Linked DNA regions of Homo sapiens: region 1 is linked to region 2. The links are chromatin loops, found by intact Hi-C in ENCODE. Cell type or tissue: heart left ventricle. All regions are shown on one strand. Links, peaks and the distances in the headings refer to the core of each region. The heading gives the core; the rest is flanking DNA.

The links. Peaks named below come from ENCODE experiments on the same cell type or tissue, not always from the same donor. Only the 100,000 strongest peaks of a DNase experiment are listed, where the experiment ranks them.
Region 1: a loop joins it to region 2, with 2.1 times the contacts of the local background. A loop is called at or near these places in 5 of 110 quality-filtered maps.

Annotation. Positions count from the first base shown.
Region 1 is chr1:94,671,819-94,687,218 of GRCh38, forward strand. It overlaps SLC44A3-AS1 (SLC44A3 antisense RNA 1), which reads right to left. Exons shown (of 6, transcript NR_160780.1): 3 at 7,607-7,789. It also overlaps the pseudogene PGBD4P7. Among named protein-coding and RNA genes, the nearest start is that of MIR378G, 66 kb to the right of the region's middle. In heart left ventricle, for the core only: no CTCF peak of the experiment used is centred there; a DNase peak (open chromatin) is centred at 8,063.
Region 2 is chr1:94,785,639-94,801,038 of GRCh38, forward strand. All of the region lies in intron 1 of SLC44A3-AS1 (SLC44A3 antisense RNA 1), which reads right to left. Among named protein-coding and RNA genes, the nearest start is that of SLC44A3-AS1, 27 kb to the right of the region's middle. RefSeq lists a silencer at 7,067-7,116. In heart left ventricle, for the core only: a CTCF peak has its summit at 7,014; no DNase peak of the experiment used is centred there; H3K27ac peaks cover 1,991 bases.

The DNA.
Region 1 (15,400 bases), core at 4,891-12,890, 110 kb before region 2:
CCCAGGTGGTGGTTCTCACTGCTGTCCGCAGTGGGTGTTCAGAGACTTAGCTTCCACCTTCAAGATATACAGAAAGAGTCCCACAGATGTTTAATGGCAGATCCCACTGAGGTAGCCCCAGGGCCTTTGCTGCCCATCTTTGGTGGGACCCACTCACCTCCACCTGTTCTGTTCATGCTTCCCAGACCCTCTCCCAGGGTTGGTGAGATCCTCCTGTTAACCACAGCATTCTCCCTTACCAGTTGGCCAAAAGAAGTGTGTGGGACGTCTATTGGGCGGTCACCACTCTCCCCTGCCAGGGACAGTATCTTCTGGCTTCTGCATATCAGATCATATCTCCAATCAGATGCCTGATTCCTGACTAGGGCCTTTATTTCTTCCAGACATTCCAGTGGGTTGGCAGAAGTCACCATGTTGCCTGTAGGAACTTCAGTCTTAGGCCCAGCCTTTGTCTTTTCTGTGGCCACTCCTGACCTCCCTTTATCAGTTGCTTTCTTGGAGGAATATTTAATAGAGAAGAGCCAGGGACCCCCAGGCTCAGGGGCTCCATCTGCCTTGTCTCTCAGAGCCTCAGCTACCTCTCTTGGCTGCCAGTTTGGCCTCTTGTCAGTATCCTACAGAATTTCTGCCTCCAAGGTCTTCTGACCTCCCCTGCTCTGTTTTTCTGAGGTGTCCCCCAACCCCTGGCTTTCCTTATCAGGGCCTTTTGTTTTTTGGCTACACTATTGGTTTGAGCCATTGCTGGACTTACGGGAACAGGAAGACAACAGGCGAGAAAGCCCTAGGTTTTAACTTCCCCCAGCAATGTATTCCTTCCATGCCCAGCCACTGGGCATTTGTAAAGTACCCAGAGCCTGGTCATGGCCGCGAACGCATCTTTCTGTCCTATATCCCATTTAGAAAAAAAAAATCTGCAGCTAGCTCACTGCCAGCGCTCATTTAATTTTACATAAACACGTTCCTTGAAGCTAAAGCAAATCTGACTGATTTTTCAATGTGAAAACAAAATATAAAAACTGTTCTTGGAGTTATTTCTAAACAGAACTTGTCTCTAATCCTAATATAACAGAAACGTATATGATGATCAGTATTTAATTTTATTTTTCATGTGGTAAATTTCAAAGCATGGGACAAAGGCAGAACATCCCATTCTGCACAAAAATATTGCGTTTCTCTCAGGACCTTCTTGCCATCTTTATCACTGTGTGCTCAGCAAACTTTGCAGCGACCAGTTGGATTCCATTTCCCTGATGTTGGTGGTATGCTCTTGGGGAAATGTCTTCCAGACAGGGAAGAAGCGTGACATCATCAGAGCACGGATGACCTTGAAGACTTTGCTGCCCTGGCCTGTGATGCTTTTCCAGCATTCTTTCACTCAGCGTCAGTCTGAAGTTTATATGGCTCATCGTGTGCTCAGGATTGTCCTTCCAGAACAGGATGTAGGAGCTTAGCACTGCAATGTTTAGAGGGTGACAAAAGAATTTCTTAGACCAGCTGGGCAGATGGCTTATGCCTGTAATCCCAGCACTTTGGGAGGCCTAGGTGGGTGGATCACCTGAGGTCAGGAGATCGAGACCAGCCTGACCAACATGGTAAAACCTGTCTCTACTGAAAACACAAAAATTGGCTGGGTGTGGTGGCGCACACCTGTGGTCCCAGCTATTCGGGAGGCTGAGGCAGGAGAATTGCTTGAACCCGGGAGGCAGAGGTTGCAGTGAGCCGAGATTGCACCACTGCACTCCAGCCTGGGCGACAGAGCGAGACTCCATCTCAAAAATAAAAAAGTATACATATAATTAAGGCCAGGCATCATGGCTTACACCTGTAATCCCAGCACTTTGGGAGGCCAAGGCAGGTGGATCACCTGAGGTCAGGAGTTAGAGACCAGCCTGACGAATGTGGAGAAACCACATCTCTACTAAAAATACAAAAATTAGCTGGGCATGGTGGCACATGCCTGTAATTCCAGCTACCCAGGAGGCTGAGGCAGCAGAACCACTTAAACCCAGGAGGTGGAGGTTGCGATGAGCCAAGATCGCGCCATTGCACTCCCGCCTGGGCGACAAAGTGAGACCCCATCTCAAAATAAGTAAATAAATAAACAAAAAAGAATTTCTTAGACGAAACCTTGTGCCTTTTGTGCTCAGTTGGATAGGAAGTGAGCATCTGATCAGCCAGTCCACTGTTCCCACATTCTCGTGATAATCCAAAATGACACATGGCTTCTTAGTCTTCTTTCCATTTCTGTTGTTTACTTCAATCACAGTATCATTGTGGAATGTTGACAACATTGTCACCTCCTTCTTGTCACACCATTTCAGTGCCATAAGCTCACCACAGAATTAACATTATGCATAGGAATGCTACATTTTCTAGGATTTGACATTTTCCGTGATCAAGAATGACTATATTTTATAAACGGAAACACCACTACTAAAAACAGAATGCTATAAATGGAATGATGTATTTTTTTCCAAAGTCAATATACCACAGCGATGCAAAAATAATAATAAAAGCGAAATATTCTGTGGCAAACTTTGGTGGTAAGATTAGGACTGTAATCTGTGAGTTATCTTGGGGTAAACTCTGCAGCAGCAAGTGTTCCGGGGCAAATGGGAAATGGGTTAAGAAACCCCTTTCCCGCTGCCTCTTTAGATTACATAATTCACTCTGGTTCTCCAGACGTTCTACTTTTAATAACACAAGCTAAAATTTATTGAGCACATCATATGTGCTAGGCACTGTGCTAAGCACTTAGCTTTCATTGAATCATCTAATTCCTACCACGACCCTGTAAAGCAGGAACTATTATTCCTTCACCTCAGAACTGAGGTGCTGAGAAGTTAGGTAACTTTCCTGCATAGCTAGAAAGTGATGGACTAATGATGAAGCCTGTGTTTTTTATCTCTATGCTCTACTGCATCTTACTGAGCCTTATTATGTCTGTCAGCCATTTCCTTTACCAAAGAGAACACCCTACTTCCTGCCCACCCAGTGAGTAGATAAGTATGTTTGACCAGCTGTCCTTAGCTTGGCACATGTAATGGGTATCAAGTAGTGTTTGGGGGATGGATGGAGAGGTAGATGAGTAGGGGGATAGGTAGGGGGGATGGGTGGGTAGATAATGGGCAGACAGTTGGATGAATAAGTGAATGTATGGGTGGATGAATGGATGATGGGTTGATAGATGAGTGGATGAATAGATACATGAGTGAGTGGATCATAGATGAATAGATGAGTGGATGGATGGATGAATGAATAATTGGATGATAAGTGGAGAGATGGGTGGATGAATAGATGTGTGGATGAATGGATGATGAGTGAATAGATGGAAGGATGAGTGGATGCATAGATTGATGGGCAAATGGACGGGTAGATGGACTGCCACATGATCAAGGGGCTTTTGTGAAGAAAAACATTTAGGAACACAAGAAGCCCAACTAATCTAGAGCTACATACTCTCTGGCTGATTTGTTTCCTCTTTTCTCCAGATCCTATAGTCTATTCTGTTTGTAGGAGGAGAGCTTCCTCTAGGTATCTAGCCCCCACAGAACAAATAGAGCAACGGTGTTCCCTCTAACAGTTGCTTCTGCCTATGTTTATTTTCATAGGTGCTTCACATTAACTTTGGAATTCAAAATGGATTTGCTCAGGGTGGCTTAGTTTTCAGTAAGGCTGGCTGTTCCTTGATTCTGGTGGGATCCTGTAGCCCAAACCTGACTCAGAAGCATTGGCCTGCGGGATACATTGTTTATGTCTGGAGGTCTGAGGCACCCCTATTGTGCAGAAACAAGGAAATGCACATTTCCCAACACTTCGGCTACAAAACAGAGGCTAGGACTGAATATAGTGTGCTCTTTTAACTCTGAAAAAGTTCATGAAAAAGTCGAGCTTGCAGGATGGGAACAAACTCCCTTATTAGGCCTTTCCCCTTCACTTCCAGATTCCTGTCTACCCTCATCCTAACTCCCACACAACTCCCAGCTCTCTCCTCTTGTTCCCCTGATTCCAGATGACAAACTCACTCTTGCTAAGGTGTTAGTGATTTACTTCTTTTCTTTACCATTAAAGAAAAATTTCTTCAATAAAAGCCATATTAAACTCAAAGCCAGAGTCACTCGAATTCCCCAAGCAAGTCATATCCACTGGGTCTGTCATTCAGGCTATTAGTTTTATGTATTCTTTTTATTAACATTATATTTAAATCAAATTGATCAGAAAATAACTCAAGCCCAAGTTCATTTCCCATTGACTTTAGTGTTTCTAGAGAGGTTCTTCCCGTCCTCCTCAGACTGAAGATTTGGGGCACAAACATGCTAACCTTTCTCACCAATCCCGGGACCCTCAGCCCATGTCTCACTGCAAGGTATGCAATTCACCAGAAGTGGCCTGCCCTGCTCCTTACATAAGGCCTACTTGCCCCTTCGGAGTGACCAAGGTGCTCTGGCCATGAGGCTGGGGCTGCAGTACTCCTCTGGCAGTGTTCTATCATCATCCTCAAGTACTAGGTTGGTGCAAATGTAATTACGGTGTTTGCCTTTTTTTTTTTTTTAAAGACAAAAACTGCAATTACTTTTGCACCTACCTAATAGTTGTAGTACAGGAAGGTGGTACAGGATGGTAGAAGAAGCCGGGCATGAAGGTACAGGAAGGTAGAGTTACCTCCGCTGGAGAGTTTTCAAGATGTTGACCAACGCGTGCATTTTGACATGGGCATAAAAGAAAGGAAAGAAAAAATTGCATTTGCCCTCCTTTGGTCTCCCTCTGAGCTTTTTGATAAGCTCTACATGCCCAGCTGTAATCCTTTTGCCTGATTGTGAGCTAAGATTACAGGTAAACTCTGTGAACTTTCTGCATGAAAAGTTATATATACAAAAAAGTTCCTTCCCTTGTGCTCTAAATCCTGTTTGCCATTCAAAGAACAGTGGGAAATTGTTGTCGTATCCGATCAGCCTATTTAATGTGAAAGCAGATTAAGTCTTTATGCTCTGTGAACTCTGGACAAACCTGCCCATGACAGGTGTGTCCCAGGCCCTGGCAATTGTTCATGCTGGGGCCCCAAGCTCCTTTTATATCTTCAGATGGAGGGAAGGTGTGCTTTTGGCAGGGAGGAAGTAGTCAGTGTGAAATTGGAGAAAGGCATTCAGTCTTCCAAGTGGACACAGTGTCCCCGCGCACGGCTGGCAAGCAGGGTGCAGGCTGATTTCAGCCAGCTCGGCCCCTCAGGGATAGTGTGTAAGGTGCCCCTGGCCCCTGGGGTTACCTGGCTTTGCTATGAGGATCTCTGGCTGCTCTGGAGAGAGTTAAAAGTGTCTTAGCTTTTGGAATGCTTGCTATAGATTTGCCCATATTAGACCTAAAAAGAGCAAGCGTGTCAGCGCTGGAGCAATGAGAGTATGTAGAGTTGGCAGGCTGGCCAGGGGGCTGCATCACCCCTGCGAGTTCAGAGGCATTTCTCATCAATGCCCGCTCAGCAAAAAGACGCTGAATCTCAACCCTGGCACATTGAAAATTTCTTTGAAATTCTCCAGCCCAAACAGCTCTTAGATATGCAAAGCATAATTGACAGAAACTTGAAGCTAGAAGCCTCCTTGAAAGGCCACCTATGCCAACCCCCAGGTTTTAGGCAAAACCACCCTTCAACTATTCTAGAAAATACTCCTTGAAGCTGATGGGAAGATTGCTGGCTTGAAATTTCCTTTTGAAAATATGATGGATGAACTCCGAGGGCATCCCGAATCCTTGTCTTTTTATTTTATTAATTTTATTGTGTGATGAAAGAAAAATTCTCTGAAGTCAGACGTCAACAACCCACCCCCACCACTATTCTCCTCCTCCTCCTCTTCGGTTGGTTCCCTGGGAGACCACCGTGAGACAAGATAAATGAGCAGCAAGGTTTTTGAAGCCAGTGCTCAGGAACAACACCTCTAAGAAAATAAAGGAAGCAGGACTGAGCTGCAGTACAACTGTCATGCAATCGGGGCAACCTCAGTGTAGCGACCCAGGCAGAAAGTACTTCTCTCTCCCTGCATCAAGGGATCAGTCTCAGGAAAGGAGAGGGATTGGTGTAGATTGGGTCCCGTGCCCACTCCCTGGTCCAATCACTGTGGCCAGGGGATGAGTGATTATGATTGGCCAGCCCCAGGTCACATGGCCACAAATATCAGGGGAACGGAAAAGCTTGCTGGACAGACGAAAACAACAGGTACCACACACCTCTAAAACTACCTCTCAAAATTGTGAAAAGACTAGTGAAAGTATACATAACTGTTTGGGAAGCCCAGGCGGGCGGATCACCTGAGGTCAGGAGTTCAAGACCAGCCTGGGCAACGTGGTGAAACCTGGTCTCTACAAAAATACAAAAATTAGCCGGGCATGATGGCGGGTACCTGTAATCCCAGCTACTCGGGAGGCTGAGGCGGGAGAATCGCTTAAACCCGGGAAGCAGAGGTTGCAGTAAGCCTAGATTGCGCCACTGCACTCTAGCCTGGGCAACAGAGCAAGACTCTGTCTCAATTAAAAAAAAAAAAAAAAGTATACATAACTGCCTAACAGAGGACGTAATAGGACACACCCAATAAATGGTCATTGTTGTTTCCTCCAGCAGCACCGTAAGAAGGAATACAAACAATCTTTCTTCTGCAGTCTTGGAGCAAACAGGTGCTGATAAAATCAACATTAGTTCAAGCCTCACCCCCAAAGTTGAACTGAGCCTGAACCTTTCTGAAGAATGAAGAATGTTTAGCAAACATTCCCCTCCAGTGTGCCTAAACTTCATGTATCTTTGTACTTCCTCGGCCAGATGGGCCTGGACCACCAGAAACGTCATAAGGATGTTTATCTCCTTGAAAACTTCGATGGTCCAAAAGTATTTCTGAAGAAAGACAGTCCCCAGTGTTTTTCTGACCTCTTCACAGAGCCAGAGCCAGGGCATTTGGATGAAGTGGGGAAAATTCCTGTGTCCGAACTGAATATCAGCATCCTGCAATGTCTTGTTGCCAAGAATGGGTCATGTATGTCCTTCTCCTCCTCAAAACTATAAACCTCTCCAGAACCTCCTGAAGAATTAAGGACAGAGAGTTCTGGGCCCTCAGTGACAAGCCCACCACCCCTACTGCCCTGCTCCAATGCTATGCTGTGGCCAATCAGATGTCCCAAAGTTCCCCAAACTCCAGGGTCACCTGCCCTCTACCTCCTTATCATGCTCACTGTTCCCTGTACGAGAACATGATGTTCCCATCTACCACTCCCCTAACTCAACCCTCAAAATCCCGCTCATTTTCAAGCCCACCCTAAAGCCTTTCCTACCCTTTCAACCAACTGTGGTCTTGACTACCTTTAATCTCCTTATGGAATATGTATTTTGCCTTATGCTATGTTAACTTGAATGATGATCTTCATAATTTATTTAAAGAACATTTATCAAGAACCTACTATGTATCTGTACTAGGCACTGGTGAGGAGATGGATGAGATAAAACGAACCCAGCCAATCTGGGGCTCTTAGCAGCCCAGGTGCAATGTATTTCAACTGATGATTTTCCAGCATTTTAAAATTCATATGCTTGTCCTACCTAGCTCATGCATTAGATAATTCAGTCACTAACCTGTTCTGAGTTTTGGTGTCCCTCGATGACAAAATGAGAGCTTCAGGCTACATGGTCACCGAAGATCTCTTCCTACACAGCAGTGAATCTCTCATGTTCTATTGTTGCCTTGTCAGCACTTCATCACTTTGCTCCTGTTTTTATCATCCAGCAATACAAGGTGTCCCTCTGAGCTTCAGAAAACTGGGAGCAGAAGTTTGGAATTAATACATAATAGCATATCTATGTTTCCTGAACATAAACAGTGTGGTGGTCAAGTTGGTGAAAAGCCATAACCTCTTATCTGGACCACAATCTCTTCATCTGTAAAATGGGACAGTGGGAGTAAAGGTCACTAAGGCCCCTTCCAACTCTGATACTCTGTGATTCATAATCATCCCCTCTTTTGCTCCCACAAGAGCACATCATGTTCTGCAAGGAGATGGCTGCCAAACCGCCTGGAAGAGGGAAGCAAACACTCATCCACCCCGAGCCTCACCCCAGGGAGACCAGCTGAGTTTGAAGAAAAGGCTGCAGTGGAGTCCAGAAGGCTTGGGTTTTAGCTGCTGGCCCCCATTCTCTGCATAAATTTGCTGTGGGAACCATTTGAACAACTTTAATCTCTGGAAAGAGCAACAGCCGACATTACTTGATTAAGTAACTCACCCTCCTTAACTCATCTCCCAGCTCCCTTTTCCCAGGTTTGGTACCTCCTGGGTCCTGACCACAGTCCCGTGGGTAGAATGAACCACTGTCTGCAGCACCATGTTGAAGACGGCAGCTTCAATCAAAGAACTTGTTGGCCAGCTACCTGTCACTCAAATAACTTGATGGATGATGAAAAATTTAGTCAACTAACACTGTTCCAAGCAGAGAAGAAGCTTTTTAAGTGGATCTCCTTTTAGCCTACTATATTCTGTCTTTGTCCATTCTTGCAGCTGTAACAAAATACCTTAGACTGGGTGATTTATAAATAATAGAAATTTATTTCCCACAGTCTGAAGGCTGGGAAGCTCAAGACTATGGTGCCAGCAGATTTGGTGTTTGTTGAGATATTGTTCTCTGCTTCCAGGGTGGCTCCTGGTTGCTGTGTCTTCACATGGCAGAGGGACAAAAGGGGTGTTCTCTCTCCCTCAAGCTCTTTTATAAGGGTTCTAATCCCATCTGTGAGCGCTCTGCCAAAGGTGCAACTTTTTAATACTATCTTAATTTGGGGGGCTAAGTTCTAACACATAAATTTTGGAGGGACATATACATTCAAACCATAGTATTTTTCATCTCCCTGTAAAATGTGCTGGCCAATGACTCTCAACATGAAGCCCACACCCTGTGCTTTAACTCCCACCAGCTGAGCTATACAAGCTATATGCTTACCAGGGGGCAGCTGCACTTGTCCCCAAGCCTGTTTATGGCAACAGTCCTTTAATTGTAACCATGTAATTTACTTGAGTATCAAATAAACCAATGAAATACAAGTGCAAAAAGAGATCTGTTGGTTATATAAAAAGAAAACTAAATTAAGGGCAAACAAAGGTAAATTTCTAAAAATATTTGCAGTCAGTTTTGATGTTTGAAGTAAGTGACGGTGTTTGATGAAAAATAATGAAAAACGCAGAAAGATTCTACACTCAGTCCTATAGTGTCTATATCTTCTTATTTCCCTTTGAAGAAGCCAAAACAAAAAAATTATAAATAAGACAGTGTATCTGTAGTTTATCAAACAAAAACAAAACACAAATGCCAATCAGAAGGACCCACACTGAAAGAAAAAAAGTCTTAACATCAAAACATTGACTAATCTTTTTTCTTTTTTTGAGATGGATTCAGACTCTGTCGTCCAGGCTGGAGTGCAGTGGTGCAATCTCAGCTCACTGCAACCTCTGTCTACCGGGTTCAAGTGATTCTCCTGCCTCAGCCTCCCCAGTAGCTGGGATTAGGGGCATGCACCACCATGCCCAGCTAATTTTTTTGTATTTTTAGTAGAAACGTGGTTTCACCATGTTGGCCAGGCTGGTTTCAAACTCCTGACCTCAAATGATCTGCCTGCCTTGGCCTCCCAAAGTGCTTCAATTACAGGCATGAGCCACTGTGCCCAGCCACGAACAATCTTTTAAGTTAAAATACAATATATAAGATATGTTTGAATCAGTTTTGTTACTTTTTAAGTACAAACCTAAAAATATTTTAACTGAACGTAAATGAATGACATTCTGTAGTCTGGGACCCAGGTATTTTATAGTTTTTCAACTTACGTTAATATTTTAGGATTGTCTCCATAGTTATTATTATTATGACAAATTTCAAGCATATATGAAATAGAAAAGTAGAGTGAACCTCCATATCCCGTTGTTCAAACTGTACCATCTATACTTCATCTTTTTCCTTTGCTGATGTAGTTTACAACAAACTTCAGACATGTCATTTTATCTCTACTTCAGGGATATCAGTAGATATCTCTTAAAATATGGAGATTTTCTTATATAATTGCAACACCATCATACCCAACATAATTAGCGACAGTTCTTTAGTGTCATCTAATATTTCTGCCTTTTCTTAGATTGCCCCCAAAATGTCTTTTCACTGTCAGTTTGCTGAAATCATGATATAACTACAGTGTACACATTACATTAGTTTGTGTCTCTAATGCCTTTTTAAATTTAGAACAGTACCCCCTTTTCATGCCATTAATTTATTGAAAAATCCCTTTTGTAAATAGATATATGAAAATTTCAAAGAGTTCAGAGAATTTCAAAGAATAGCAATTGACAAGGTTTTATCGGTGAGAAATCTCAAAAAATGCCAAAACAGACCCCAGATTTCTCAGGGTGCTCAGGGAGCTAATGTTGTCATGGCCCAGGGAAGAGTTTCTACCTCTTTCAGACTGACAAAATGAGCAGAGAACTGGAGACTGGGTTGAAAGATGAAAGGTTTAAAGTTCTGAAAAACAAAGATTCAAGCCGTCAAGAAAATGCAAATCAAAAACACAATGAGATACCACATCACACCCATTAGGATAACTATAATCAGAAAAAGATAATAAACAAGTGTTATTGAGGCTGTGAAGAAATTGGAACCCCCATACGTTGCTACTGGGAACATATTTTGAAAAACAGGCTGACGGTTCCTCAGAAATTAAACAGGGTGAACAATGACCCTGAAATTCCACTCCTAGATATACACTCAAGAGAAATGAAAACATATGTCCACACAAAAACTTGTACGTGACTGTTCATAAAAAATTATTCATAATAGCCAAAAAGTCAACACAATCCAAATGTCCATGATGAATGGATAAATTGACTGGTAGAACCACACACTGGAATATTATTCAGTCATAAAAAGGAATGAAGAACTGCTATGTGCTACAACATGGGTAAAGCTTGAAGATATTAGGCTAAGTAAAAGAAGCCAGCCTTCTGAAGGACACATATTGTATGATTCCATTTACGTGAAATACTCATAATTGATAACTGCAGAGACAGAAAGTAGATTAGTGATTGCCTAGGGCTTGGGAATTGGGAGGATTGGGGGAAGGATGACTGAGGAAATTCTTTTTGGAGTGATAAAAATGTTTGGAATTAGTAGTGGTAGTTGCACAATTCTGTGAATATACTAAAAGCCATTGAATGTACACTTTAAATGGGTGTATTGTATGGTATGTGAATTATATCTCAATAAAGCTGTTAAAACACACACACACACACACACACACACACACACACACACACACACACACTGGGTTTAGGAGTCCTTTATTAGCCAGGCTTGAGTGTAGAGGGGCCCTGCCCAGCAGGGGTTCACCTCTGCAGAGGATAGAAGGGAGCCTGCTTGGTGGCTGTTGGAAAGAGTGACTCAACAATGCCAGTGGGGGTCACCAAGGGAGAGCACGTGGTCACCCTCGCGGGTCCCTACAGTCTTCTGGAGTGGGTTGTTCTGGGTTAGGAACCAGATGGCCTCTTGACCCTGATTTCAGTAACGCCATGAAAGGAAACCCAAGGGGAACATGAAGGAGAACTGATTTTCCTTTTCATTACTGGCTGCCTCACTTCTTCTCAGGGCTGCACTCACCTTTATTTTCCTGCCTGCCTTCCTGGAGGGCAGTGAGACGCAGGCCCAGATCCTTCACACAGGGGAGCGAGAAGAGAGGGAGGAAGAGGCTGCCCATCAACATTGCCACCATGGCAGCCTCCTGCCCCTGAGAAAGTGGAAATGCCCAGGTATGACACGAAAGCAGGTTTTCCCAGGCAGCCAGGGGAAGCTAAGATCCCACGTCCCCGTGGCTTCAGGTGGAATGTGCTGTGGTGGGTGGGCTGTCGGGCAACATCCAGGCCTGAGGTCACAGAATAGGAACGGTGGGATGGCGGTGCAGAAGTTTCCTTGCCTGATTTTGAAAGTCTTATTCAGGCTGTTCAAGCTGCTAGTCTCATCAGAAATGGGTATCTGCCTGGCCCACACATTTCCAATTTTCCCTCTGGCCACAGGATCCTGTGCCCATTTGGCAAAGGAATAGGTCTCAGAAGAAGCATGTGGTCTCATGGAGATTACAGAGCTCAACTGGATCTGCAGAAAGGGCTCTGGGCCGGCTGGTAAAATGAAAAGATTCCATTTGTGGAAGGGCAGCGGTGGGTGGGCCAAATTCCCACGAGGCTTTGAAGATGCTCCTGGGCATCAGCCGGCCTTCCAGCCTCCTCCCTCCTCACTCCCACTGCTTCCAACTGCTGGTGCCACTCAGAAGAAAAGCGGCCACAGGCCACAGCCCTTCCTGGTAGCTCCAAGGGAATAGGTAAATAAACAGAAATAAGACAAACATAAATAAGAGTGTAACTTACAAAGCGTGTGTTCCCAGGGAGAAGAATCCAGAGAAAACACAAAATGTTGTCTAGAAGCCGCAGCCTAGATGCTAAAGAAGTGCTGTCTTCAACCCTGTAGAAACTGATACTCCACCCGCTTGTTCTTTCTGCTTCTAGTCCTGTGACCCCAGGAACCATCCTCTTTCCCTAGGACTATCAGCCAGCATCTCTCCTCTGTCGCCTCCAACCTGCCCTCTTCCCGCTCCACCGAGCACACCTGCAGGCAGGAGTGAGAATCGTTGCTATGTGGAGTGGGCAAGTGTCTTGACCACTGTCCTTCCCATTTACATCATGCCTGTCCTAGGGGTAATAACAATACTCACCTCACTGGGTGTGCTGAAGGTTAAATGAGAAAATGTATGCATCCAGCACAGAAAGCATAATATGTTTTCTTTTCTTTTCTCTCTCCTCCTCCTTTTTCATTCTTTCCACAATCTTTCCTTCCTTCCCCAAAAGTTACACTTTTCCAAGCTTAAAGCTCCATCTTGGCATCAACTGTAACCTGAATGTATGCCATTCACAGCTGATTTGCCGGGTGCTGTGCCACACAGTTCTGAACCCCAGTGAGGGATCAATCCACACCCAGTCCCCAGCTCTACCAGTCTCTGGAGCACTCTGCACTGCTCTCTCCAGCCCTACCTCATGCACACGAAAGGGGGCTTGGCCAAGTTTAGCATGTCATCACTGGCAGCCACACTCTGACCTGCAGTAACTTCTGCACTGGTTGACATTCACCGCTTTGAACATAGAAACAAGAGGCTCCCTGTAGCTGCTGCCTTTTGTGGGCTTCGCCATCGTCCTCCTGAGCAGGTTGGTTCCTGCGAGGGATGCAGCTGTAATGTGCTTCCTTTTTTACTTCTTTGGGCCCTAGCTGCACCAACAGTATGCAGATGTTCTGTGACTGTTACAAGGACCCATGTTAGGTGTCACTGAAGCAACCTAAGCAAGCATGAAGGGATGGGAGGTGTTTTTTGGTTCGTTCTACAACCCTGTAAATAAGACTCCAGCCCTTCACTTTGGGGCCCACACATCACAGTGAAATAGCCAGGCCCATCAGTTTGCTCCAGTGGAAAGCAGTGTCCCAGGGAGAGGGTGATCGTCCTCTTCAGATAACTAGAAACTGCCCAGGAAGCCTCAGCTGTGCAAGAGAACACTCACCAGCCATGTTCCACACACTGAGGCTGCTGCCCTTCACCTGAGGTCTCCTTGACTACATGGCGATCCCTGGTTGGCTGGTGCAAGGTGACCCGCCCTGCCTTGGCCCCATTCCTGCAGCATGGACCTCAGTGGGCGATGGAAATCACCCTTTTCCTGAGCTTCTAGAGTGGCTTTCCCCAAAAAGTGGGCTGTGTGGAGTCTTGTGCATGTGCTGCATAGTCTTGAGAAATGCTCCACCAAAGAGAGACAGAGAGAGAGAAAGAGAGAGATTCTATGGGCAATATATTTAGAAAATATAATTAGAAGGTATGTTATAATATATTCCTCTCCAACTGCTGTTCCCCCCATCTTGGAGGCTCTTAAGGTGTATGAGCTGATGAAGAGAAGGGAGAGGTCTTGCAATCAAGACGTCTGTTTAACATCATAGGGCCCAGTAGCTCCCAGATCAATGGAACACAGCTTGGGAAATGTGGCTCCAAGAGAGGTTCAGAAACCTGTTTGGACATCCAAGCCACATTTGGAGCCTCTTAAATACCACTTCCCATGCTCTGACTCACATGGGGTCTCGAAATCTATATCCCTAAAAGCTCCCCACTCTCTCCTTTGCCCTGCATGTGGGTGGTGCTGGGAACCACTCTTCTGGGACTTGGGGGCAGGGAGGAGGTTGGGTGGAAGTCCCAGGTTGCTGCTTTCTTTAGCAGTTATCCCATTCACTTAGGGCTTTCCAGTGAAGGAGACTGCTGCCAATTAAACAGAACTCCCCTCTCCTTGGTAAGAGCAGTGTTAGGAATGCCCCTTTCTGGAATCAGCCTCTGTTTTCATCCTAAGTAAATCTGAGAAGGCTCCTTGCTTGCATTTGGAACCTGTTCCAGCCTACAGGGAAGCATCAGGATTAAGAAGAATGAATAAATGGGCTGGGGCTGCACATCCAGGGTGTCATCCATGGTGGTGGGTCTAAGGCCTTGCCTGGCCCCCTAGGTCCTGCTGGGTCCTAAAATCCTCTTTCTATCCTGGTGTATTAGTCTATTTTCACGCACTGATAAGGACATACCCAAGACAGGGAAGAAAAGAGGCTTGATTGGATTTATAGTTCTACATGGCTGGGCAGGCCTCAGAATCATGGCAGGAGGCAAAAGGCACTTCTCACATGGTGGCAGCAAGAGAAAAAATGAGGAAGAAAAAGCGGAAACCCCTGATAAACCCATCAGATCTCGTGAGACTCATTCACTATCACAAGAATAGCATGAGAAAGACTGGCCCTCATGATTCGATTGCTTCCCCCTGGGTCCCTCCCACAACAAGTGGGAATTCTGGGAGATACAATTCAAGTTGAGATTTGGGTGGGGACACAGAGCCAAACCATATCACCTGGGCACAAAATTACATTTAATTGTCTCACACACTACATTGCTTCACACCTCTGTGCTTTGCTCTCAGGATTCCCTCTGTTGATACTCATTTACCCAATGCTTACTTTACTTGGATAAGTCTTTTACCAAAGATCGGCCCAGGTATCATTTTCTTCAGGAAATCTTCCCAAATATCAGGTTGGACCCAGTGTTCCTCCTCTGTCTTCCCAACATGCCAGGACAAAATCCCATTTTAACACTTAGTTCATAGGTGCTGAAAGGATGGGTTCATGAGTCCATGTGTTACTAAGCAATCAATGGGCTCGGTGCCCGATGCACACAGAAGCCAATACTATGGCACAAGCTTTTGAGAAAAGAAAAGTTTTATTGCTAGTCAACTGGCAAGGAGGTGTTATCTGACTGGATCCTGCAATTAGGTGTTGCCAGGAGGCATGATC
Region 2 (15,400 bases), core at 3,752-11,751:
AATTTTTTTGTATTTTTAGTAGAGACCCGGTTTCACCATGTTGCCCAGGCTGGTCTTGAACTCCTGGGCTCGAGAAATTCACTCCCTTCACCCTCCCAAAGTGCTGGGATTACAGGCATGAGCTACCATGCCGTCCTAGAGTGGGAACTTCTGAAACTCAGGTAATTAGTGTAGTTTTAGCTCAAGTCACAGTGAGTCCAGTGGGTCTCCAAACGCATTCAGTGGTCATTTCTCCAGTTCCAGAGTAAATAATTGGAATAGACATATTCAGCAACTGGCAGGATCCCCATGCTTGTTCTCCGACTTGTGGAGTGAGGGCCATTACAATAAGAAAGACCAAGTGTAAGCCACTAGAATAGTCTTTACCTAGGAAAACAGTAAACCGAAAGCAATACTGCATTCATGGGAGGGATTCTAGAGAATGGTGCCACTATCAAAGGTTGGAAGGATGCACACGTGGTGATTCCCACCACATCCTCATTCAACTTGCCTATTTGGCCTGTACAGAAGACAGATAGATACTGGAGAATGGCAGTGGATTATAGTAAGCTTAATCAGGTGGTGACTTGAATTTCAGCTGGTCTTTCAGAAAAGGCTTCATTGCTTGAGCAAATTAACACATGCCCTATTACTGGTATGCAGCGACTGGTCTGACAAATGCCTTTTTCTCAATACCTATTAATAAAGACTACCAGAATTGATTTGCCTTCTGTTGGCAAAGCCAGCAATACACCTTAACTGCCTTACCTTGGGGTATATCAACCCTTCAAACCTAAATGTTATATTATAGTCTGCAGGGACTTGATCATCTTTCCATAAGACCACTGGTTTATTACATTGATGAATGCTGATTCCACCTAGTGAGCAAAAAGTAGCAATTATACTAATTAGTAAGACATTCGTGTGTCATATGGTAGGAAATAAATCTAACAAAAAGGGCCTTCCAACACTCCTTTATGATTAAGAAAACACTCAGCAAACTAGAAATAGAGGAAAACTTCCTCAAGTTGATAAAGCATATCTACAAAAAAATCTACAATATAATACCCAATGGTGAGAAACTACAAGCTTTCCCACTAAGTTCAGGTAAAAGGCAAGAATGTCTCTTCTCACCACTCCTTTTCAACATTGCACTGGAAGTCCTAACATAATGTGATTTTTTAAGGAAATAAAATGCATAAAGACTAAGAAGGAATAAATAAATCCGTGCTTGTTCACAGATAACCATGATTGCCTATGTAGAAAATCCAAAACAATCAACAAAAATATTCCTGGAATTAATCAGCAATTATAGCAAGTTTGCAGTATACAAGGTCAACATATAAAAGCCAATTGCTTTTCTATATACCAGCAATGAATAAGTGAAATTTGAACTTTAAAACACAATATTATCTACATTAGCATTTCCAAAAATGAAATACTTAGGTATCAGTTTTGTTTTAAATGTGCAATATCTATATGAAGGAAACTAAAAAATTCTGATGAAAGAAATCAAAGAAGAACTAAATAAATAGATATTTCATGTGTATTGATAGAAAGACTCAATATTGTGAAGATGTCAGCTCTTCCCAGCTTGACCTATAGATTCAATGCAATACAAGTCAAAATCCCAGCAAGTTATCTTGTGAATATCAACAAATTAACTGTAAAGTTTACATGGAGAAGCAAAAGACCCAGAATAACCAACAAAATATTGAAGGAGAAGAAAAAAGACAGACGACTAATACTACCTGACTTCAATACTTACTATAAAGCTATAGTAGTCAAGACAATGTGGCATAGTGAAGGAATAGACAGATAAATGGAATAGAATACAAAGACCAGAAGTAAACCCACATTAATATTGTCAACTGATTTTTTACAAAGGTGCAAAGGCAATAAACTGGAAAAAAGATGATCTTTTCAATGATAGTGCTGGAATAAATGGACATCCATGTGCCAAATATAAAAATCTAAACACAAAAATTAACTCAAAACAGCTCATAAACCTGAATTTAAAGCATGAAACTATAAAACTCCTAGAAAATAACATAGGAGAAAATCTAGATAATCTTGGGTTTGGCAATTACTTTTTAGATATGACAGCAAAGTCATAACCCATGAAAAAAATTAATAGGCTGGACTTCATCAAAATTAAAAACTCAAAAGACCCTTTAGGAGAATTAAAACACAAGCCACAGACTTGGAGAAAATATTTGAAACAGATGTATCTGATAAAAGACTATTACCCAAATAGTCTCATTCACTTCTGTTAAGATTGCAAAATAGTATAACCACTTTGGAAGTCAGTTTGACAGTTTCTTACCAAACTAAACATACTCTTACCATATGATCCAGAGACCCTGCTTTTGTAGAAATTAACAAACTGATTGTAAAATTTATGTGAAAATTCAAAGGACTGCGAACAACCAAAAAAAAAAAAACTGAACAAAAAGAACAAAGTTGGAGGACTTAAACAAAATTTACTATAAATCTATAGTAATCAAGACAGTATGCTATTTGTGTATGGACAGACATAATTGATCAAACAGACAGAATAGAGTCCAGAAATAAATCTTCATACTTACAGTCAATTGATTTTGACAAAGGTGACAAAGCAATTCAATGAGGGAAAAGAGAGTCTTTTCAATAAATGGTGCTGGAACAATTATATATTCATATACAAAAAAAACAAAAAAAATCTTAGACCCTCATCTCTTACCATGTATAACTCAAAATAGGTCATAGGTTAAAATGTAAGTCCTAAGTCTATAAAACTTCTAGAAAAAAAAAACAGAGAATCTTTGTGACTTTGGGTTAAGCAAACACTTGTTAGATGTGACACAAAGCAAGATCCATAAAAGAAAAAAAATTACACTGGAATTTATCAAAATTAAGTGTTTACTTTTCAAAAGACATCACTAAGAAAATTAAAACAGAAGCCACCATCAGGGAGAAAATATTTGCAAATCACATTTCTGATAAAAGACTTGTATGCAGAACTCTTACAACTTAATAATATAAGACAAACATGAAGAATGAAATTAGACTCCTATCTCTCCTATATACAAAAATAAAGTCAAAAGGGATTAAAGATTTAAATCTAAGACGTGAAACTACAAAACTACTAGAAGAAAACATTAGGGAAATGCTTCAGGATATTGGTCTGGGCAGATTATTTTGTGTAAGACCTGAAAAGCACAGGCAATAAAAGCAAAAATAGACAAATGGGATGACATCAAGCTAAAAACCTTTTTGCACAGCAAAAGAAACAATCAACAAAGTGAAGAGACAACCCACGAATAGGAGAAAATACTTGCGAACTATCCGTCTGATAAAGGGTGAATAACTAGAATACATAAGGAATGCAATGCAATTGTTTTTAAAAAATCAAATTTTGAAACAAGCAAAAGATCTAATAGACATTTCTCAAAAGATGGCATACAAGTGGCAAACAGGTATATGAAAAAATGCTCACCATCACTAATTATCAGAGAAATGCAAATCAAAACTACAATGAGATATCATCTCATCCCAGTTAAAATGGCATTTATTAAAAAGATGCTAGTGAGGATGTAGAGAAAGGGGAAGGAACCCTCATACACTGCTGGTGGGAATGTAAATTAGTGCAGCCACTATGGAAAACAGTATGGAGGTGCCTCAAAAAACTAAAAATAGAACTACCATGTGATCTAGAAATCCCACTACTGACTACATATCCAAAAGAAAGGAAATGAATGTATCAAAGAGATATCTGCACTCCCATGTTTATTGCAGCACTATTCAAAACAGCCGAGATACGGAATCAACCTAAGTGCCCATCAATAGGTCTATGGATCAAATGTGGTGTATATACACAATGGAATATTATTTGGCCATTGAAAAAGAATGAAATCCTGTCATCTACAGCAACATGGATGGAACTGGAGATCATTATGTTAAGAGAAATAAGCCACACATAGAAAGGCAAATATCACATATTCTCACTCATATGTGGTAGCTAAAAAGGTGGCACTCACAAAGACAAAGAGTAGACTGGTGGTTACCAGAGTCTGGAAAGGATGGAGGGGAGGGAGGAATGAAGAGAGCTTGGTTAATGGGTACAAATACAGAGTTAGATAGAAGAAATAAGACTTAATGTTCGATAGAACAGCAGGGTGAATATAGCTAGCAATCATCTATTGTACATTTCAAAATAGCTAGAAGAGAATAAACTGAATGTTCGTAGCGTCAAGAAAAGATAAATGATAATGGTGAAGGATATCCAAATATCTCATATACCCCCAAAATAGATACATCTATTTATCAATTTAAAAAGACAACTCTGGTCAGGCACAGTGGCTCATGCCTGTAAATGTCAGCATTTTAGGAGGCCGAGGTGGGTGGATTACCTGAGGTCAGGAGTTTGAGACCAGCCTGGCCAATATGGTGAAACCCTGTCTCTACTAAAAATATAAAAATTAGCCAGGTGTGGTGGCAGGCACCTGTAGTCCCAGCTACTTGGGAGGCTGAAACATGAGAATTGCTTTAACCTGGGAGGTGGAGGTTGTGGTGAGCCGAAATTGCCCCACCACTGCACTCCAGCCTGGGCAACAGAGTGAGACTCTGTCTCAAAAAAAGAAAAAAAAAAAAAGACAACTCAGTTTTTAAAATGGGCAATAATGTAAATAGACATTTTATCAAAAAAGGAAACACATATGACTAATAAGCATACGAAAGGATTTCCAACATTAGTAGTCATTAGGGAAATGCAAATTAATACCACATCCACTAGAATGACCATAATAGAAAAGACTGACCTTACTAAGTCATAGATTGTTGGTGGGAAAATAAAATGGTACAGCAACATTGGGAAACATTTTTGCAGTTTCTCAACATGTTAAATACACACTTACTGCATGACCCAGCAATTTCGCTTCTAGGTGTCCAGTCATCAGAAATGAAAACATATGTTCACAGAAAAACTCATATGCACATGTTCATAGCTGCAGGATTCACAATAACCCAAAACTAGAAACAATTTAAATGTCCATCAACTAATGAATGAATAAGCATATTGTTGCTTATCTATAATGGAAAACTACTAAACAATGGAAAGGAACAAACTACTAATATGTGCAACAGCATGGGTAAAACTCAAAATATTATTAAGTGAAAAATGCCAGGCACAAAATATAATATATTGCTTGACTCCAGTTACATGAAACTTCTAGAAAAGGCAAAACCATGAAGACAGGAAACAGATCAGTGGTTGCCTGAGGCTGAGGGTGGGAAGCAGGATTGACTGCAAATAGACACAGAGAAAACCTTCTGGAGGTGATAGAAGTGGTCTAAAACTGGATTGTAGTTATGGTAGCAAATCTGGAAATTTACTAAAAATCAACTATGCAGTTACAATGGATGAGTTGTACGGAATACACATATATTGCCATTACTTTTAATGACAAAACCACAATTACTTTTGCAACAACCTAATAAATTAAACCCCAATAAAGTCATTTTTTTAAAACAGAGCTAATTCTTGCATACTTCAGTTTGTAGACTTAAATTCATACTGATTTCATGAGCTTTAATTTTTCCCAGGCATAAATCATCCTTGCTAATATGAAAATCAATTTGGACAAAAGCTTTCCACTTGCCTTCCTCAACCTGTAATTTATTTTGAAAGCACAGAAGTTTCTGTTGCATGCCTCTCCTTCAAAACCTTTGCTGTCTTCTGATTATCTCACCTGGGAGGGCTCAGTCACAGGGTCAGAACGAAAGAATTCACAGTCATCATGAAGTGCAGGTACTATTCCATCTTCTATGTACCATCTTCCAAATCTATAGCAATGATTACTTGGAGCCAAGATCACTGAATTTTAAAGACTGAGAAATTCATCACAAGACTTCTAATTTCTCATTAACTCTCACTTTTATTAATTTAGAGATGAAATTAAATTTATTACAAAGCTACTCTCTACCCTTCCAGATCCAGAGCCACCCAAGGACTGAGTTCAAGAATCTTAAAATCCTAGGTAAAACTAACTGGCCCATTTGGCCACACTGCAAATCCTTCTTTCTTCACACTTGAAAAGTTCTGTGGGTGGTTTAAAAGATATTTTTAAATTTTCACAAAACATATAACCCAAATCAAATCATGCTTATGATCTCTTTCTAAATCTATAAATTTCAACTTATTTGAATCACTGATGAAATTATCACTCCAAATAATACAGCTGGATGAAATCTGAACCAAACCATACCTACCAGTCTGTGCAACGAAATTCAGAGCAAAACACACGCACAATTCTGGCAAGTGTTCATTGCCCACATCTACTAGCAGGAGACCCATGACTCTATTTACAAATCGTGGGTTATACATGAAATGTAACTTTTATGTCAAGATAATTATCTCTCCAAAGGAAATAATGACAGTTATATCTTTCAAACTTGCTTTCCTTTTCTTTTTGTTTGAGGCCACTCAGTTCTTCCCAGCTACTGTCAGCACTGCTTCCCTACAAAGGAGAGTATCTGACACGAGGCTTTTATTGAGAGACTGTTTCAGTTAAAACCTCTCTGAGATTCTGAATGGCAGAAAAATTGTCTCCCAGAAGAAACTTACCAGATCTAGCAGAGTAAAAGTCATCAAATGACAGAATCTCAGAGTTGAAGACCACCCACCTAACCCAGGAATCATCTCTACGATATCTCTTGCATTCATCTGTATAATTCTAGGAAACCATGACTCTCTGAGTCCAGAATTCTATAGTTTAGTCACTTTTTCTATTTTGTTTAGCCATTTGAATATGTCAGAGAGTAGGGATCAATTCTGGCTTTTTTAAGCTAGATGGCTAAACTTCTGAATCTAGGGAAAAGTATACCAAAAATAAAAAATAAATGTCATTAATTTAAGCACCCAAGAGAAAACAGCCCATTCCCTCTCCCTAGGATCATCCCATTGACCATTCAGCAGTCGTTTCATTTCATGGCCTTCACATAATGTGCACGGAGGCCACTTCCCACCTACAGGAGGACTGATGAGCATGCAGCAATCTGCAGTTTCTGTTCCTCGTTCACAGTTTTTATTTTCATAAGGCCATGATAGGTACTTCCTCCACCCAATGTGGTATATTTAAATTGTGAATCATTATACAGGAAGTAAAAGGAATTCCCAAAGCTCTATACATATATCCTTTGGGTTTTTTTTTAATTAAATGAGGTTTCATGAATCAAAAATAACACGTACAAATTATGTAATAAAAACAATTCATAAGGCAGGCTTTCAAAGAAGGACTTAGAGTGATTATCTATTGTAAGTATCATTGTGCCAAACAGTTATTACTCACAGGGCTGAGGGTGGCTTGCATTCTCTCTAAAAATAGATCTTTCCATGAAAACACATAATATGTTCTTGTTGCTGTTCGAGGTAAAAACTACAAAAGAGGATATTTTTATCCTCTAGGCAGTTAACTTTCATTCCAAATAGAACCAACCAAATCATTTACAAAAGGAAAAAAAAAGGAACCCAGACATCTGGAAATTTGCTGTGTTTCTTTTCCTGCAGTTTACATTTCTGAAATTCCTTTCCTTATTACATAAAACCATACTCTCTAACCAGTAATATCCAATAATGAATGTCCCCAGTTTGTAGGCAGTGACAGTAAATTCAAGCATCAAAAACAAAAGAAAAATAAACAAAAAGAGAGAGACAGAGATCATTCAAAGAATAAACAGTCCACTCTAACACATCTTTTTCTGTCATTTCTCTCCCAGGCTCCACATTGAAAGGCAGTGCAGTGTTGCAAAAGAGCCTGATCTGTAATTAGAAAGGGCTGACTGCAAATATCTGTGTGAGAACACTGGCTCCATCCCTTACTACCGATGTGACCTTGAGCAAGATTCTTAACTAGCGGTTCCATTTGCTCATCTGTAAAGTGTGGATGATGGTATCTCTCTCGTGGCGTAGTAGGACTAAATTAGATACATGAATAAAGTGCTTAGCACCCTGCCTAGCACACGGCAGTTAGCAAGTAGGATCCTTGCTCTTAGACTTGAGCAGGATTTTGAGGAAGGAATGGCTGAAAACTGAGGGAAAAAAGAAAAGAAAGAAGTGAATGACATAAACAACTGAAGGAGGCAGTTCTGCCTGGTGGCCTGCCCAGATATTGGAACCCTTTGTCCGTATTGATGCATTTGATACTACATATTTGCATCTTGGTGGCCCCAAAATCACACACCAGTGATTTTTCCACCTAATATATTTGTAAGGTAGCTATTCGTAAGCTCCCATTTTTTTAGAGGCCAAGCTGAAATACTAAATGTTGAAGGCCCCAAAGGCAAAGCCAGGCAGGAAAGCCACTGCTTACTGTCATCATTCTGCTGCTTCATCCATCAGCACCAACAGTAGGTCTAATTGTTATTTTCTATTTTTTTTTTTTTTTGAGACGGAGCCTCACTCTGCCTCCTAGGCTAGAGTGCAGTGGCGTGATCTCAGCTCACTGCAACCTCTGCCTCCTGGGTTCAAGAGATTCTCCTGTCTCAGCCTCTCGAGTAGCTGGGATTACAGGTACGCACCACTACACCCGGCTAATTTTTTTGTATTTTTAGTAGAGAAGGGGTTTCACCATTTTGGCCAGGCTGGTCTCGAACTCCTGACCTCAGGTAATCTGCCTGCCTTGGCCTCCCAAAGTGTTGGGATTACAGGCGTGAGCCACCACACCCAGCCCATTTTCTTTTTTTTTTTTAATCTCTAATACGTAAATTTAGGTGAAAATTTAAAATATTCATGATAATACTCTAAATAGGTTAAAAAAATGTCCACATCACAAGAACTAGCAGGTGACATGCACAAATGAAAACACAATTTTATTTTGGGATAAAAATTATGCATCACATTTGTGCTGGATTTCAATAATTCAAAATTTTTAGAATAAAAGCCCTACTCCCCATGTGTAGATCTTAGCAGTCAATATTATTCTTTTCTATCTCTTTTTCTAAGCAGTAACATCTAAAATTACTGAACGACAGGCAAACACTTTAGCAGACCTACCTACCTACCAGGTTCCCTCCCATCCAGTCCTATGATGCATGGATGACCCTAAGAGACAATTTCCTAGTGACTGTGGCCCATTTCTAGCACAATTACTTACCAGGAATGAAAAGAAACCCAAGAAGAAAGCCAGCAAGCCATTGAGAACAAATTGCAAAATACATGGTTTTTAAACCTTAAAGACAGGTTACTGGGATCAATAATCCGCAAGTTTGAGAACCACCATCCTGAATGCTTGAGATATCTTAGAAGCACTGCAGTCCTGAATTAGCAGAAAGTCCAGAACTGGAGGGGGTTTCTCATAGAACTTCCTGAAGGATGCTAATTATCAACCTAAAACCCAAGAGATGGCACTTTCTCCTTAATCCCAACCCCATAAAAAGCAGCCTGGGAGCCATTATGCAGCCATTATCTTTCCCAAAACACACAGAAGAGAAGGGGAGAGAAGAAGAAAGGGAAAATGAATGAAATCAGTGGAGGTGAAGGGAAAGGGCCGGACGGGAGTTTTGCCATCCTGAGTCTAAAAAGCTGAATGAAGGAAAGACACATTATGTTCAGGCAAGGGGGGTTGTGTGCCTGCAATTCCACACCAGCCTGATGCCTCTCAGGCAATGTACTATGGGGTGCCCACGGCTGGGATAATCCATCCCTTCCCTTTGAGAAAGGCAACAACCTTCCCATTTCCAGGCAAGACTCACAACCTCATACTCACTAGGAGTGTAACTGAGATTTCCCAACATTGCATTTCTATTCCTGCGGGAAACACTCAGTGCCTTTGTGATCAGTTTTCAGATGGCAAATAGGATATTTTTCTCTTTCTTAAATTGGCATGGTTTTAGGCCCAGCACAGTCAGATAATAAAGACTTGGCTTTTAGCCAATTTTATTTGACAAGAAACTTGAGAATTTCCAAAAGCGTAATATGGGCATTGATTCACAGTGTCTTTAAAAACTGTATACCAAAACACACGTGCACATCTAGCGTGCAAATGCCTTGTAAGCGTCATGTTTTTCTACCCGTCTTGGTCTGCTGCCCTGCTTCCTGTCATCGTGAACAGGATGTGACCCAACAGGATGTAGTGCTCCCTTGTTTTCTGTTTTCCAGCTCTAAATAACGATGTCTGGGTTGGATGACTTGATCATTGACCTCTAGTGACCATGGACAACCAGAGGAAAATCCACACTCCCATAATCTGAGACTCAAAGCCTGGAAGGTGGCTGGACTTTCTATTCTTTCTCTAGGTTGCTGGTAGTCTTCTCTTTCTAAGTAGGTAAACTTGGGTGAACAGCAGGTAAAAGCCGAACAGCTGATCCATCATCTGACTGGATCCGTAACTGTTCTTCTGCATCTCTGCAGAGCTGTGCTGCTCTAGTGGGGAGCACTTTGGACACCGCAGGAGAATATGACAGGGACCATGGGCTGACTCACAGCCCACCCACCACCCCACCACTCTCCAGCCCCCTTGCCGGGCACTCCACTTGACCATCTGAGATCTCGGGCACTTGCCTACCTGGATGTGTGGAGAGGGTCTGATCCTGACCATCACAGCTGGCTCCTTCTAAAGGGCTGTCGTTTATTTAGTGCCTATCAAGGGCCTGGCCCTGTGCTGGGACTTCACAGACCCAACAGTATATTATTACTCCATTTTATAGATGAAATAGAAAGGTTAGATAACTTGCTCAAGGTTAAAGCTTTTTCTACTCTGGCACTCTTCTAAAGGAGCAGTAATAGAGAAACCTGGAGACATGGGAATTGCCAGTATGACCAATAGCACACCAAGGACAAACACTGTAGAAAGACCAGAATGGTCACCTTTGACTCAACCCCAGCTCCTCTTAGTCACCTGCCGTGCATCAATTTGTCCAGCCCTTTGGGAAGTCATTTAAATCTCTCACCTCTTCCAGTCATTCAGATAACATCTGCTATAGACTCACTACTCCGCTGTCTTTATGTCCCCACTGCAGTCCTGTGTACCAGAGGCTGGTCCTCTAAGAACCACCTGTGAGTGTCTGTTCTATCCTGCAGTCCTCTCCATGCACAACAGAGAAACAAAAAAACAGGAAGAGGGCCCGAGCGCCGTGGCTCATGCCTATAATCCCAGCACTTTGTGAGGCCGAGATAGGAGAACCACTTGAGGCCAGGGTCTTTACAAAAAAAAAAAAAAAAATAGCTAGGTGTGGTGGCATGCACTTGTAGGTCTAGGAGGCTGAGGCAGGAGGATCACTGAACCCCAGGAGTTTGAGGCTGCAGTGAGCTATAATTCTGCCACTTTACTCCAGCCTGGCCAACAGAGCAAGATTCTGTATGAAAAGAAAAGAAAGAAAATGGGGAGAGGGAGGGAGCGCTGTCCCAGGCTGGCGTTCTCCAGCTTTCAGAGCTGAAATCCCAGTGGTCAGGGCTCAGGCCAGCAGACTACTGCCTCACCCCCATCCGCATTACTGCAGGCTGGCTTGGGCCACCAAATGGTACATTTCCAGTATCCACAATGTAAAGAAACCTCTGTCTTATTGCAAAGCATATTATTGTCCACTGGGCCATAAACAGAGGAAGGAAGATGGGTTTGGGAAAAGGCAGGAGGGAGTTAAGAACTCTATTGGCAAGACACATTAAATTTGGGGTTTCAGAGGACCATCTAGGTAGAATTTCCAGTAGGCAACTGGAACTCTCTATCTGATGGAACTCTGAAATACTAAATAGTACCTTGGTTCTCCCACAGTATAATTATATTCATGAGAATCGAAACTATCTCCCATAATGTGAATCTCTTCACCATAATTTACCACTGAATAAGACCCAAATATGCACTGGATTTTAAAAACTGTGATTTATGCAGCTAACAGTTCATAAGTCAAAATTAGAATCCTTCCCTAACTCCATACTTAACCCTGAATTAACCTTCAGATGACTATGATGTTTTTAAAATATGTGGTGTTTAAAGGGCAAAAACAGAGTCTATTTGAACAGTTAAAAGAATTTTAGTAATCTATGGCATGTGTTCTCAGCCTTAGCCACAAATTTTGATACCTGAGCCAAATAATCTAGAGATTATTTGGTCCAGAAATTAATTAAAGGATTCTTTTTAAAAATTCTAATTGCACTAAAGGTTGAGAAACAATGAACTCTAGTTTACTCTCTCCAAAAATATAATTTTCCAAAATACTCAGCCTCTCTAGTGATTAAAGAATAGGATAATAACTCGTCATCATCTCATATTGTCAAATAGGCAAATACTAAAAAGAATCCTACTATCCAAGCATTAACAGAGTGTGTTTTCAAACCATGAGTTACTACCCATTCATGGATCATGAACTTAACCCCACCGTATCTGGTATTTTAAAAAATGTTTTTGAAAAGAAAAGGAAGAGGAGAAAAGAGAGAAAATTTATTGCGCCTAGTCAGGAAAATATGAAAATTTATTTCAGTTATACTTGTGTGTGTGTGTGTGTGTGTGTGTGTGTGTGTAAGTGGGTCACTATACAAAATGTATGTCTTCCAGTGAGTCAAAAGATTTGAAAAACACTCTAGAATGTTGAGAAAAGCACACTCCCCTGGGCTGCTAGTGGCAATGTAATTGGCACAATTTTTCCCAAGGGCCCTTTGGCAGCAGCCTTGAAAAGCTTCACTTTGATCTGGGTGTTTACTCTTCTGAGAAATTATTCTTTTGAAATAACCTCTCAAATGCACATTTGCATGTAAAGATGTACACGTCACTGCTGTTTTTCACAGTGAAAACTTCAAAATATCCAACCGTATGAATTACAGTTAAATACATTATCCATGAAGCAAAATACAACGCAGACATTAAGAATAATGAAATGGATTGATATCTATTGATTTGGAATGATGTTCAGATACATCAAAAGAAAAAGCAGGTTACAGTACAAAACATTAGGCACAGCATAATCTCATTTTGGGAAATGTGTACTGTATTTATAATAAATCTAAGCCATAGAAAAGAGAAGTTAGGAGTACAGGCAAAGCATGACCTTCCGGGTTCCCACATCCTAGCTCTGCAACTTCCCGGCTCTGCAACTTCCCAGTTACACCATCTTGGTCAAAAAACTGAACTTCACAAGATAATCCTTGTACCTACCTCAGAAGATTGTTGTGAGAATGAGCTGAGTTTATACAGGTAAAATTCTCCAAGCAGTGTCAAGCATTTGGTAAGCACAAAAGAAATATTAGTTCTATCTATACCAGAGAGAGAATGAGAGATTTCACATCAGAAAATCTTAACAGTGGCCATTCTCTGGGTGCTGGGATTACGAGCAAATTTCATTTCCTTCTTTATACATTTTGTATATTTAAATTTTATAATCAGAAAAAGACAAGACAGCATAAAAATTAAAAGTATATAATTTTCTCTTAGGGTTCTAAAGTGTCTTTATTTTGATAACTTTAGGTTAAAAAAACAATACTTAGAATGAGAGTAACAACATGTTCTCCTTGGATTGTGCTTACTTCTTTCAAGAAATTCGGTTTGAGGGTCTTTTGCCCAATCAGGCAATGAACTCTGCTCTGAAATTTCATTTCCCTGATTGTGGAATTCTTTCTGTGACTTCAGAGGCTGGTACAAAGATTTTGCTTTCCAATCTCCTTCCGTAAAAGGTTTTCTGCTTTCTCTCACTCTATCAGTCTAGAGTCTACTAGCAGAAATCTGTATTAAATTGTCCCATTATACAGGCCTGAAAGCGACTCTCTGTCTCAGTATCATACCTTAGACGATTCCATTTCTCATGAAATGATGATGACATCATGTCCAAAGAACACTTCAAACTGAGTTGTCCTTTGTGTTTATCCATGAGTTAAAAACAGGGACCTTAAATGGCCTTGTGTGTGGGTGGGGAGACTCATTATTAAAGAAAATGGGGAATTACAGAAATGCACGGAAAAAAAGGATTTAGAAATCATCTATTGTTTCTCAAAGTCCATTATTAACACACTAGCATATTTCCTTTCAGTCTTTTTCTTTGTAATCTTAGATTGCTTTAGACAATTTATAGACACAATTAATCACTTTTTTTACTTGATATTATATGAAAAGTGTGTACCATGCTATCATATAATTTTCAAAAATATTTTAATAACTGTGTAAAGTGTTCTTGAGTGAATAATTTAATTATTTCTTTTTTAAGGAACATTCTGATTGTTTTAGCTATTATAAACAGAACTATAAATAAATTTTGTACAAATTTTGTATGAAAACTTTAATCTTTTTACATATGTAAAATTGTTTTTTTTTAACATGTGTAGAATCCAAAAAATGGAATTACTGTATCAAAGGTCATGAGCTTTTTAAGTCTTAGGATAGTAGTTACAATATTACAACTGACCTGTTATCAAACTACTCTCTATTACAACTGACCCTGTTATCTAATTACTCTCTTCCATTGGAATTGGCATCATAAACTGGTATAATGCTTTAAGAAAGCACTGGTAATATGGATTAATTTATGTGCAGCCAGGTTCCAAAAAGGATTTGAAGCAGTTTACAAAAGCAAACACAGTTAAATAATTTGATTAAGTAGAAAAATCCAGGTAAAAGGGAAAAGTAAGAAAAGAAACAACTAGCATTTATTGAATACTTATTGCATATTAGCACTGTGTTAAATTCATCGTATATAATTTCATTTAATTCCTGCAGCACAGAGGTAAATATTATTATCCCCATTTTCTAGATAAGAAAATGGAGGCCTAGGCCAGGTGTGGTGGCTCATGCCTGTGATCCCAGCACTTTGGGAGGCCAAGGTGGGCAGATCACATGAGGTCAGGAGTTCAAGACCAGCCTGGCCAACATGTTGAAACCCCATCTCTACTAAAAATACAAAAATTAGCTGGGCATGGTGGTGGGTGCCTGTAGTCCCAGTTACTTGGGAACCTGAGGCAGGAGAATCACTTGAACCCAGGAGGCTGAGGTTGCAGTGAGCCAAGATCACACCTTTGCTCTCCAGCCTGGGTGACACAGCGAGACTCTGTCTCAAAAAAAAAAAAAAAAAAAAAAGAGAAAATGGAGGCCTAGAAAGTTAATAACTTGCTCAAATTCACAAAACCAGTAAGAGACAAAACAGTCAAAGTCTGGAATTTGAGCTCTCATCCATTATGCTGCACTTCATGTGGGGATGTACTAAAGTACATTTATTAGGGCTAAGCCACTTTCCAGTGGTCTATGCAGCGACAGAGGAAAATTTAAAGATTTGTGGTATTCATATGTTAAACACAAACCAATTTCTTCTCAGTGTGAGCATACTATTTCATTGCACTCTCTCCAACATTTGGATCATTTTATTTTTAACGTGCATACAGTACTTAAGACATTAGTCAGCGAATGCTATATCACTGTTGTTTTCATTTTAATATCAGGAGTTTACATCTTTCATATGATAATTTATT